2 separate regions of the Homo sapiens genome follow, and region 2 is linked to region 1. A link is a loop called in an ENCODE intact Hi-C map of the cell type or tissue named here. Cell type or tissue: gastrocnemius medialis. All regions are shown on one strand. Links, peaks and the distances in the headings refer to the core of each region. The heading gives the core; the rest is flanking DNA.

What was found. Hi-C counts contacts between places; a loop is a spot of excess contacts. Peaks named below come from ENCODE experiments on the same cell type or tissue, not always from the same donor. Only the 100,000 strongest peaks of a DNase experiment are listed, where the experiment ranks them.
Region 2: it touches region 1 in a loop (6-fold over the local background); 11 of 110 quality-filtered maps call a loop at or near these places.

Annotation. Positions count from the first base shown.
Region 1 is chr7:22,843,009-22,852,408 of GRCh38, forward strand. No RefSeq gene overlaps it. Among named protein-coding and RNA genes, the nearest start is that of SNHG26, 6.5 kb to the right of the region's middle. RefSeq lists an enhancer at 696-1,196. In gastrocnemius medialis, for the core only: no CTCF peak of the experiment used is centred there; DNase peaks (open chromatin) are centred at 6,293 and 6,853; H3K27ac peaks cover 2,500 bases.
Region 2 is chr7:22,968,298-22,970,797 of GRCh38, forward strand. All of the region lies in intron 7 of HYCC1 (hyccin PI4KA lipid kinase complex subunit 1), which reads right to left. Among named protein-coding and RNA genes, the nearest start is that of HYCC1, 45 kb to the right of the region's middle. In gastrocnemius medialis, for the core only: no CTCF peak of the experiment used is centred there; a DNase peak (open chromatin) is centred at 1,034; H3K27ac peaks cover 2,500 bases.

The sequences.
Region 1 (9,400 bases), core at 5,910-8,409:
TTTAAACTTGGCAATGTTGATTTGAACAATTACGTAAAAAAAAAAAGGAACCAAACAAAGCTTCACCTGCAATTATTCTCCCACACGCCCACTCCGAGATCCAGCCACAGGGAAGCTCTTTCTCATGTCCACTCAGAAATTCTGTACAAGCTGTTCTCACTACCTGGAACTCCATCCAGATTATAGTAGACACTTGGAATGTGGTGCTGGCTTATACTCTTCCAGGAACTGAAAAGTGCGGGCCTTTTCCTGTAAAACAGGGATAGGCCCACACTGTTGGACACCTAGCCAATTGTTATTACTCCATGGCATCTTTTCTACAAAAGTACTCTGTTTTTATTTAGAGTGGTAATGTGCCTAGCGTGGTGTTGTTGTTGTTGTTGTTGTTGTTGTTGTTTTGAGACTGAGTTTCGCTCTTGTTGCCCAGACTGGAATGCTCACTGCAACATCCGTCTCCCGGGTTCAAGCAATTCTCCTGCCTCAGCCTCCCAAGTAGCAAGGATTACAGGTATGCGCCACCACGCCCAGCTAATTTTTGTATTTTTGGTAGAGACGGGGTTTCATCATCATGTTGGCCAGGCTGGTCTCGAACTCCTGACCTCAGGTGATCCGCCTGCCTCAGCCTCCCAAAGTGCTGAAATTACAGTTGTGAGCCACTGTACCCGGCGTTGTTTTTTTTTTTTTAATGTGTTTCTCAGTATCATTTTCAGCTAGAGGAGGGCATGTAACACAGTTCTGGCCAATGAGATGTAAAGGGAATCACCAAGTAGGGCTTCTAGGAAAAAACAGTTTTTAAAAGGGCTACCTCAGTTGACATTCACCTTTGCCCTTTGCCCTTCACCCTTCTTGGTCTTCTTGAGAATGCAGATGAGAATGCAGGATGTGTGACCGCGAGGAGTTAATTAGAAGGGCTAAAGCTATATTTTAAGGATGGCTGAACAGAAAGAAAGATCCTGGGTCCCTTTGAACCAGTTCTGAACTGTTGTGTGAGGAAAATGAGATCTCTATTTGGTTAAGCCCCTGTAGTCAGATTTTTATTATGTGTAGCCAAATGCAATCCTTAATTGGTTCTAGGAATGACAGAAGTGAGACTATATAAATTAGGTGGCCACTGTGGCTGGTGCTCACTTTTTGACAGTGCTTTCTTCCTCTTGGGCACCTGTAGTTGTCTGCAGAATTTGGAGCAATGGTAGCACAGTGGAATTTTCTCCAGTTCAATCGTGGGCACTTAACCATTAAGTGGGGGCCTAAGATGCACCAGACGCAGTGCTAGGTGCTGTGAGTACAAGCCTCTGCCCTCATGGCACTGATGTTCTATTCAGGGAAGAGGAAAAAAAACAAACATGCAAACAAGAAAAGGAAGTTAGGGCACTGTGAAGAGAAAAACAGATTAGGGAGGACAGGCATGCTGGGTGAGATGAGGGGAGTTGGCACTTTATACGAGGCAGTTCTAACGTGGTGTCTTAGTGGACTTGGGCTGTTATAACAGAGGACCACAGACTGGGGGCTTACATAACAGAAACTCACTCTCTCACAGTTCTGAAAGCTCCAAGTCCAAGATCAAGGTACCAGCAGGGATGGTTGCTGGTGAGGACTCTCTTCCTGGAGTATGGGCAGCTGCCTTCTCGCAGTGCCTCACATGGTCTTTCCTCTGTTCATGTGTGCCGGGGAGAGAGAAGGGCCTCTGGTATCTCTTCCTCTTCTTATAAGGACACCAGTCCTGTTGGATTAGGGCCCCTCTCTCAAAACCTCATCTAACCTCCCAAAAGGCCGAATCTCTAAATACTGTCTAGTCAGTCACATGGAGGGTTAGGGCTTCAACCTATGCATTTTGGGGGAACACAATTCAGCCATAATAGGTGGCTTATGACTGGAGACCTCAAGGAAGAGACAGTGCAGGCCAAAATGAAACCTGGGGGAAGAGCATTCTGGGCAGAGGAACAGCAAGTGCTAAGGCCCAGAGGCAGGCATGTTTGCTACATTCAAAATACAGCAAGGAGGCCAGTGTACATGGAGCAAATGTGAAAAGGACAGAGTGTCAGGAAGTAGGACAGACAGCAGATGGAGGCCACATCATGTACAGCCATGTAAGCCGCTGAAAGGACTTTGACTTTACACTGAAAGAAATGAGAGGCCACTCAAGAATTCTAGGCAGAGAAATAACATGATCACACTTACGTTTTAAGAGTTCACTCTTTTGTGTGGAGAATAACCTGCAGGTGCAAAGATGGAAGGAAAGTACCATAGAGAGCTGTTAAAATCATCAGGAAGGGTGACCATGGAAACTTGGACTAGGGTGGTTGAGAAGTGGTCAGAGTTGGGGTTTAGAGGTAGAGCTGGGATTGCTGCAATGGACAGATGTAAGGTGTAAGAGCAGGAGGGGAGTCTGGGATGCTGCCCAGGTTTCTGCCACAGGCATCTGAAGAATGAAATAGCTATTTACTTCAGTGGGGTTACTGGTGGCAAGATCAGTTTTTGAGGGCGAAAAATCAAGAATTCAGTTTTGGATAAGTTAATTCTGAGATGCCTTTTAGAAACCTAAGTGCAAATGTTGAGTGGGCAGTTGGAGAGATGAGTCTGCAAGTCAGGAAATAGTCTAGGCCTGTGACAGAAATGTAAGATTCATCAAATAAAAATGTCATTTCACACCGTATGACTAAACGAAGCCATCACCTAGACAGGAGTGGATCAAGGAGAGCAGAGATCTGAGGACTGAGCCCTGGAGAGCTCTGCAGTAAAAGGCGGGCAAAATGAAAAGGATCCAGTCACAGAGGCAGAAAAGAGGCAGGCTGGAGGCTGGATAAAGACAGAGAAGGTGTGGTGACCTGGAAGCCAAATGAAGAGTGTCTCAAGGAGAGAGTGATCACACAACTGAGATGAAGGTTCACTAAGGCAAAGACCAAAATCACTGCTGCCCTCAAAAAGAGCTGTTTTTATGGAGTGGTGGACTGGTGTATTACTTAGCTACTGCTGTGTAACAAGCTACCCCAACCTAACAGCTGAAAGCAATAAACATTCACTATCTCCCAGCTTCTGTTGGTCAGAAATCTGGGTATGGCTTGGCTCATGGTCTTCCACAAGGGTAGGATCCTCACGTTGGCTGGGGTGAGAATGGTCTCAAGCCCGACAGGAAGGATCTGCTTCCAAGTTTGCTCATCTGGCTTTTGGCAGGGCTCAGATCCCTGCTGGCTGCTGGCCTGGGACACCTATTCCATGCCAAGTAGGTCTCCCCATAGGGCAGCTCAAAACAGGGCAACTTGCTTCCCCTAGAGCAGTGGTACCCAAACTTTTTTTGCACCAGGGACCAGTTTCTTGGAAGGCAATTTTTCCACAGACCCGTGGGGGCTTGGGGGGTGGGTGGGGAGGTAGTGATGAAACTGTCCCACTTCAGATCATTAGGCATTAGATTATCGTAAGGAGTGTGCAACCTAGATCCCTCACATGTGCAGTTCATCACAGGGTTAGCACTTCTATGAAAATCAAATGCCACAGCTGATCTGACAGGAGGCAGAGCTCAGGTGGTAATGCTCACTCACCCATCGTTCGCCTCCTGCTGTGCTGCCCGGTTCCTGACAGGCCTCGGACTGATACCAGTCTGCAGCCTGGGGGTTGGGGACCCCTGTCCTAGAGCAAATAATCTACAAGAGAAAGAGGCAGCTTACAGTGGAAGCTATAGTCTTTTGCAACCTAATCTTGGAAGTGACATCACGTCACCTTTTTTTTTTTTTTTGAGACAGGGTCTTGCTCTATTGTCCAGGGTGGAGTACGGTACTATAATCACAGCTCACTGCAACCTCCAGCTCCTGGCTCAAGTGATCCTCCTGCCTCAGCCTCCTGAGTAGCTAAGACTACAGGTGTGTACCACCACACCTGGCTAATTTTCTAATTTTTTGTAGAGTTAAGGTCTCACTCTGTTGCCCAGGCTGGTCTTGAACTCCTGGCCTCAAGCAATCCTACTGCCTCAGCCTCTCAAAGCACTGGGATTACAGGTGTGAGACATCACACCCAGCCCACATCACTTTTTTTAAAAAGACTACAGTTTTTAGAGCAGTTTTAGGCTCACAGCAAAATTGAGCAGAAAATGGAGAGTTCCCACATGCCCTCATCCCTCCTCCCCACAGCCTCCCCTACCATGATATCCCACACCAGCATGGTGCGTTTGTTACAGGTGGTGAAACATTGACACATCACTGATAACCCAAATCCATAGTCTACATCAGGGTTCACTCTGTGTTACACATTCTACAGGTTTTCACAACTATATAATGACATGTATCTACCCTTATAGTGTCATACAGAACAGTTTTACTGCTCTAAAAATTCTCTCTTCAGCTGGTGTGGTGGTTTGCACCTTTAATCTCAGCTACTTGAGAGGTTGAGGTAGGAGGATCCTTGAGCCCAGGAGTCTGAGGCTGTGTGAGCTATGATCTCATCACTGCACTACGGCCTCAGTGATAGGACAAGACCTCATCTCTAAAAATAAAATTAAAAAAAAAAATTCCCCATTCCACTTATTCATCCCTCCCTATCCCCAACCCCTGGCAACTACTGATCTTTTCACTGTCTCCATAGTTTTGCCTTTTCCAAGATGTTAGTTGGAATCATACAATATGTAGCCTTTCCAGATTGGCTTGTTTCACTTAGCAGTGGGCTTTTTTTTTTTTCCTTTGGAGACACAGTTTCACTCTGTCACCCAGGCTGGAGCCCAGGCTGTGCAGTGACACAGTCTTGGCTCACTGCAACCTCCGCCTCCCTGGTTCAAGCTATTCTCGTGCCTCAGCCTCTCTAACTAGCTGGGATTACAGGCATGCACCACCATGCCCGGCTAATTTTGTATTATTAGTAGAGGCAGGGTTTCATCATGTTGGCCAGGCTGGTCTCGAATTCCTGACCTCAAGTGATCCACCCACCTTGGCCACCCAAAGTGCTGGGATTACAGGTGTGAGCCACCGCACCAGACCTTTTTGGAGTTTTTTTTTGGAGACAGGATCTCACTGTGTTGCCCAGGCTGGAATGCAGTGGTGCAATTTTGGTTCACTGTAGCCTCAACCTCCTGGGCTTAAGTGATCCTCCTGTCTCAGTCTCCTAAGTAGGTGGGACCACAGGCACCCACCACCATGCTGGGCTAATTTTTAAATTTTTTATAGAAATAGAGTCTTGCCATGTTGCCTAGGCTGGTCTCGGACTCCTGGGCTAAAGTGATCCTCCTGCCTTGGCCTCCCAAAGTGCTAGTATTACAGGTGTGAGCCACCATACCTGGTAAGTAATAGGCCTTTAAGGCTCCTGCATGTCTTTTTGTGATTTGATAGAGCATTTGTTTTTAGCACTGAATAATATTTCATTGTCTGGATGTACCACAGTTTATTTATCCATTCACCTACTTAAGGACATCTTGGTTGCTTCCAAGTTTTGGCAATTATGAATAAAGCTAATACATTCACGTGCAAGCCTTTGTGTGGACATAAGTTTTCAACTTCTTTGAGTAAATACCAAAGACCACAATTGCTGGATCTTATGGTAAGAGTTTGTTTAGTTTTGTAAGAAACCACCATACTGTCTTCCAAAGTGCCTGTACCATTTTGCATTCCCAGCAATGAATGAGCGTTCCTGTTGCTCCACACCCTCACTTACATTTGTAATGGTCAGTGTTTTGAATTTCAGCCATTCTAGAAGGTATGTAGTGGGATCTGAGTGTTGTTTCAGTTTGCAATTCCCTAATGACTTACAATGCTTAGCATCTTTTCTAAGATGCCACCCCATCACTTCCGGTGTGCAGCCCAGACTCAAGGAGAAGGGATTCTACAAGGGCCTGAATAGCAGGAGATGGGGATTATTAGGAGCCATCTCAGAGGCTGCCCACCACAATTGGATTCAGATGAGAATGGAAGCAAGGCATTAGAGACAAATACAGACAACTCTTTTGAGGAGTTCTGCTATAAGCAGAAACAAAGAAATAAGCAGTTCATTGAGGAAGGATATGGAGTTAAAAATGTTTGTATTTTATTTGTTTTACAGCAAATCTGATCATTCTTATCAATTAAGGTAATATGTTTGATATAGTTAAATATGTAACAATTCTGTTTTATACTCTATTCATGTATTTTCTAGAAGTATCATGAACAACAATGCTCATGTTTGTAAATAACGAAACTGTCGGGATTTTTTTTAACAGGCTATTTTGTACCTATATGAGAATCAGAAACAAAAGGCCATTTTGTACCCACGTGGGGATCAGAGCACTCATATCCCAGGGCTTCCAGGATACTCACGTGTGTACCTTCTAATTGCTGAAATCAGCCACATGGGTTTATTTAAGCAGATGAAACCAATATGCTTCAGCAAGGGCAGACATTTTCTCTTGGCTTGAAAACAAGCCAACAGCTGCTTGGAAAAGGCAAGCTGTTGGGCAGAGACCTGCTCATGGCAAACAGCCCAATGACCCCAGTTAAAATGTCACCCAACTGGAGTGATCCTTTAAATCATAAATAATGTCTGTAGTTGCTTTATATTCTGACTCTACACTGCAACAACACACTAAAATGTGCACTACACACAGACACAAGAGTAAATGAATGGGCCAATTAATTCATGAAAGCAAATGTCTGAGGTTAGTCTGTCGATAACATGTGAGTCTTAGATCCTCCTGGGGATAAGGATCAGGCAATGGTAGGATAGGGGGAGGGTGAAAAATAATGCACTTTCCCTTCCTTCTGCATTCAGAACCAACTCAGACATAAGAAAGAATGGAAATTAAGGTGCTAGCTTTATTACTGTTCAGATTGTGTCTTCAGAGCTGAGACACCCTATTCCCCATCCCAGTCTAGACCTTGGGCCATCATTGCCTTATGCTGGTTTTGGACAGTGAGGGAAGAAAAGGGGAGTGAATCATCATAGCTGCAGCCTTCAAATAGATGTGTTTCTTTTTTGAGAAAGATGAGCCAGTGGATGTCACCTGCCAACATAAGTGACGGCCAAAAATTTAAATTGGGTAAAATGCAGGATTATGTTATTGCAGGGTTAATGAGAGACTTTTTTCTTTTTTCTTTTTTTGAGACAGAATCTCACTCTGTCACCCAGGCTGTGCAGTGGCATGATCTCAGCTCACTGCACCATCCACCTCCTGGGTTCAAGTGATTCTCCTGCCTCAGCCTCTCGAGTAGCTGGAATTACAGGCACCCGCCACCATGCCTGGCTAATTTTTTTTAATTTTTAGTAGAGATGGGGTTTCATCATGTTGGCCAGGCTGGTTTTGAACTCCTCCCCTCATGTGATCCACCTACCTCGACCTCCCAAAGTGCTAAGATTACAGGCGTGAGCCACTGCGCCCAACCAAGAGACACTATTTTTAATACCGTTTTGACCATCAAAAAGCATAAAAGTGGCAGGCCATGCTGGTTCACACATGTAATCTCAGTGTTTTGGGGGGCCAAGGCAGGAAGACTGCTTGAACCCAGGATTCAAGACTAGCCTGGGCAACATAGTGAGACCCCACCTCTACAAAAAAAAAAAAAAAAAAAAATTAGCCAGGCACGGTGGCACACACCTGTAGTCCCAGCTACTTAGAAGGCTTAGGCAGGAGGATTGCTTGAGCCCAGGAGGTCAAGGCTGCAGTGAGCTATGATTCTGCCATTGCACTCCAGCCTGGGCAACAGAGCAAGACCCCACCTCAAGAAAAAAGAAATAAAAAAAGAAAAGCACAAAAGTTAAGGCAGTGACACTTACAATGTCCCCAATTGACTGACTATACACTGAGCTGAGAAAACCCTCAGTGGCTTCCAGGATTATGTTATTGCAGGGTTAATGAGAGATACTTTTTTTTTTTGAGACAGAGTTTCACTCTTGTTGCCCAGGCTGGAGTGCAATGGCGCAATCTCGGCTCACCACAACCTCTGCTTCCCGGGTTCAAGTGATTCTCCTGCCTCAGCCTCCCGAGTAGCTGGCACTACAGGCATATATCACCACGCCCAGCTAATTTTGTATTTTTAGTAGAGATGGGGTTTCTTCATGTTGGTCAGGCTGGTCTCAAACTCCCGACCTCAGATGATCCACCTGCCTCGGCCTCCCAAAGTGCTGGGAGCGACATTATTTTTAATTCCACTTTGACCATCGAAAAAACACAAAAATGGCTGGGTGCAGTTCACCACACCCATTTCCCCTAGTCCCACAGAGGAAATAATAGTCTGCACCTGTCCACCTTGAAAACAGGTGACAGGCAGAGGATGGAAGCCAACAGGACCACCACAGTTTGCATGATTTCAGCATTCATGTTGGCACAGAATTGTATTGAAATTCCTTCCTTCTCTGGAAAGGAATGAGGAAAGAATGAGTAAAAGGCCCGGGGCATTGTCTGGGAGAAGCTCCTCTACAGAAAAGCATGGGACTGGGGGAAAAGGCTCCCCACTAACAGCAGCAAAACAAGCCAGGGAAGTGCACAACGCCTCCCAATGCCCTGGGATTCCTACTCTCCAAGCATAGATGCTCCTTAGCTTATAATGGATTTATGTTCTGATAACCCCACTGTGAGTTCAAAATATGGTAAGTTGAAAGTGCATTTAATACACCTACCTACCGAACATCCCAGTCTACTATTATCCCATTAGCCTAGTCTACTTCACATGTGCTCAGGACACTTACATTACACTACAGTTAGACAAAACAATTGAACACAAAACCTATTTTAGAATAAAGTGTTGAATATCTCATGTAATTTATTGAACACTGTACCGAAAGTGAAAAACAGAATGGTTGTACGGATACTTGAAGCACACTTTCTACTGAGCTACGTATTGCTTTTGCACCATCACAAAGTAAAAAAAAAAAAAAAAAACATAAATCAAACCATTGTAAGTCAGGGAATATCTGTAGTTCACCACATGTGTGAAAGACAAGTCAAATGGACAGCAAGAAAAGGAAATTCAGTAGGTTTTATCAAGCATTTACAATGTGCAAAGCCCTAGGCCAGGTACTGGGAATACAGGAATAAATTCACACTCAAGGTGACCCAAGGAAGCTACCGCCTGGGATAAAACCCCACTACTGCCCCATTATCAGCCTTGAAGAGTTTTATGGTATGAATATTGAACTGCTTTGGGGGAATAATCTCTTCCTCTGATAAGGATATTTAGATAAGGAGTTTTTCCCCTTATCTAAATATATTCTAGGCGTTTACACTGAATTCGGGGGATTCAGTAGAGAAGGAAACAGAGTTCTCATGGAGCCTACATTGCACCATCATGGCAACTCTGCATGACAACACCCTAAGACCAGCTCCACCCACCAGAGAATAATCCTAGATGACCTATTAAAGTCCCCTGCACTCTATTATCCTATGATTTTTCTGTAACTCTCTTGGCCTCTTTGCTTCTTTCCTCTCCTAAATTTCATGCAGCATATGAGTTTC
Region 2 (2,500 bases), core at 1-2,500, 120 kb after region 1:
TTGCCTTTCACTCCCTTTCTCCCCACTTGCAGGATAGAAGGCAGATGTAATAGTAGTGATCTGAGACCATACCAACAAGGGCAATACCATAGGAAATGGCAGAATCCCCAGACAGAAGCAACTTGAACACATTGGAAACATAAGCAATCTACCTCTGAGACCACCTACCAGCTTGGACTTTTATGTGAGAGAGAAATAAATATCTACTTTAAGTTATCATTGTTTATCTGTGTTAATACAACCAAAGCAATATTTAACCTGACAGAGTACTCTTCCAATTGTATTACCCAATATGGCCCTATAGGGGTATGTAGAAGTCTCAGGCTGTCACCCCCTTTGCTGGATGTTTTTAATACTGAAGCTGGGAGAAGTTCTTTCTGCTGAGGTCACTAAAAGCAGACAATGTAAGGGCCTGGCACGGTGGCTCACACCTGTAATCTCAGCACTTTGGGAGGCCAAGGCAGATGGATCACAAGGTCAGGTTTCAAGACCAGCCTGGCCAACATGGTGAAACCCCATTTCTACTAAAAATACAAAAATTGGCCTGGCATGGTGCCATGTGCCTGTAATCCCAGCTACTCACGAGGCTGAGGCAGGAGAATCGCTTGAACCCAGGAGGCGGAGGTTGCAATGAGCTGGGATCACGCCACTGCACTCCTGCCTGGGAGACAGAGCGAGACTCCATCTCAAAAAAAACAAAAAAAAAAGTGGACAATGTAAGCCTTTAGCTGCCTGAGGTCACTGTTCTTACCACATGGAAGAAGCCTATCTGCAAAAACAAAGTACAGTGCCAACAAATGAAGATGATGAGATGGGAGGGAATATCCTAAAAATATCTGAGTCTCTGGATCCAGCTGACCCTGAGGCCAGTTCTTTTTTTGTTTGTTTGTTTTTTAAGATGGAGTATCACTCTGTTGCCCAGGCTGGAGTGCAGTGGTGCAATCTCTGCTCACTGCACCCTCCACCTCTGGGGCTCAAGTGACTCTCATGCCCCAGCCTCCCACACCGCACCTGTTTATTTTGTGTGTGTGTGTGTGTGTGTATTCCTATTAGAGACAGGGTTTCACCATGTTGGCCAGGTTGGTCTCAAGCTCTTGACCTCAAGTGATCCACCCGCCGTGGCCTCTCAAAGTGCTGGGATTACAGGCATGAGCCAACGTCTGGCCATCCTGAGGCCAGTTCCATGACTGCTCTTCCTAGGTACAAAAATTTGGGTGTTTTTTTTTGGTTTTTTTTTTTTTGAGATGGAATCTCACTCTGTCGCCCAGGCTGGAGGGCAGTGGCACGATGATCTCAGCTCATTGCAACCTCCACATCCCGGGTTCAAGCAATTCTCCTGCCTCAGCCTCCCATGTAGAAGGGATTACAGGCACCCCACCACTACATCTGGCAATTTTTGTATTTTTAGTAGAGGTGGGGTTTTGCCATGTTGGCCAGGCTGGTCTCAAACTCCTGACCTCAAGTGATCTACCCACATCGGCCTCCCAAAGTTCTAGGATTACAGGTGTGAGCCACCGCATCTGGCCCCTTCGGTATAATTTAGTTTGATGTAGATATCAGTTGGTTGCCATAGGAAGAGTCCTAAAACTTACACGGTATCTATGGGACATGTTGACAGAGATGGTTCCTGGATTGAATATACAGGTTTAGGAATCAGGAAGGAAATAGTATAGGGTTCAGGAAACAGAACATAGGTAAGTTACTGTTGTTATTATACAACTAAAAAAAAATTTGCATGGCTCTAGGATGGTCACTCATCTTTTAAACTTACTTTATGTAAGAATTACAGAGACAATTCTCTCAAATACCAACACACATGAAAGATTTACAAAGGAAATAAAATTCCAGGTTCTCTCATTTTCTATACTAGCTACTTGTAAGGAAATAAGTGATCATCTATCAGAGGCTGAAATTAAACGTTTATTCAGAAATGCAAATTGTTAATGTTTTATAACTAGGAAAACTAAAACTGATGATTTTATTTACCAATGAAAGATTTTTTAAAAGTAAAAATCCAATTATTTCCTTTAATCCTAACTCTACTTATCAAATCATAAATCTGAGTTGAAGAGCTCATCTATCATTCACTCATTCAACAGTTATTGAGGTTCTATCATATGCCAGGCACTTCTAAGCTCTTGTGATATAGCAGTGAACAAAAAGTTCCTGACCTCTTGAAGTTTCTAGCAGTTGACAGTCTATATCAAAAGAACAAACAAGGTAATTACAGTGTTATGAGTGCTACAAGGAAATAAACTAGGGTGGGAAAGTGCTACTTTAGGAATGATGGTCACGGAAAGCCTCTCCAAGGAGGTATCATTTGAGCTGAGACCCAAAATAATCTAGTCCTATCCCTCTGCATCATTAACTGGTAATGGCATCTCTTTTCTCTACTCCTTTATTTTGGTACTTAAGAATTCTCTGAATTAGGTTTTTTCTGATTCCTATCTTCAAGGATATTGTTTGCCCATATACCCTTCACTGAATTTAAATGCCAAAA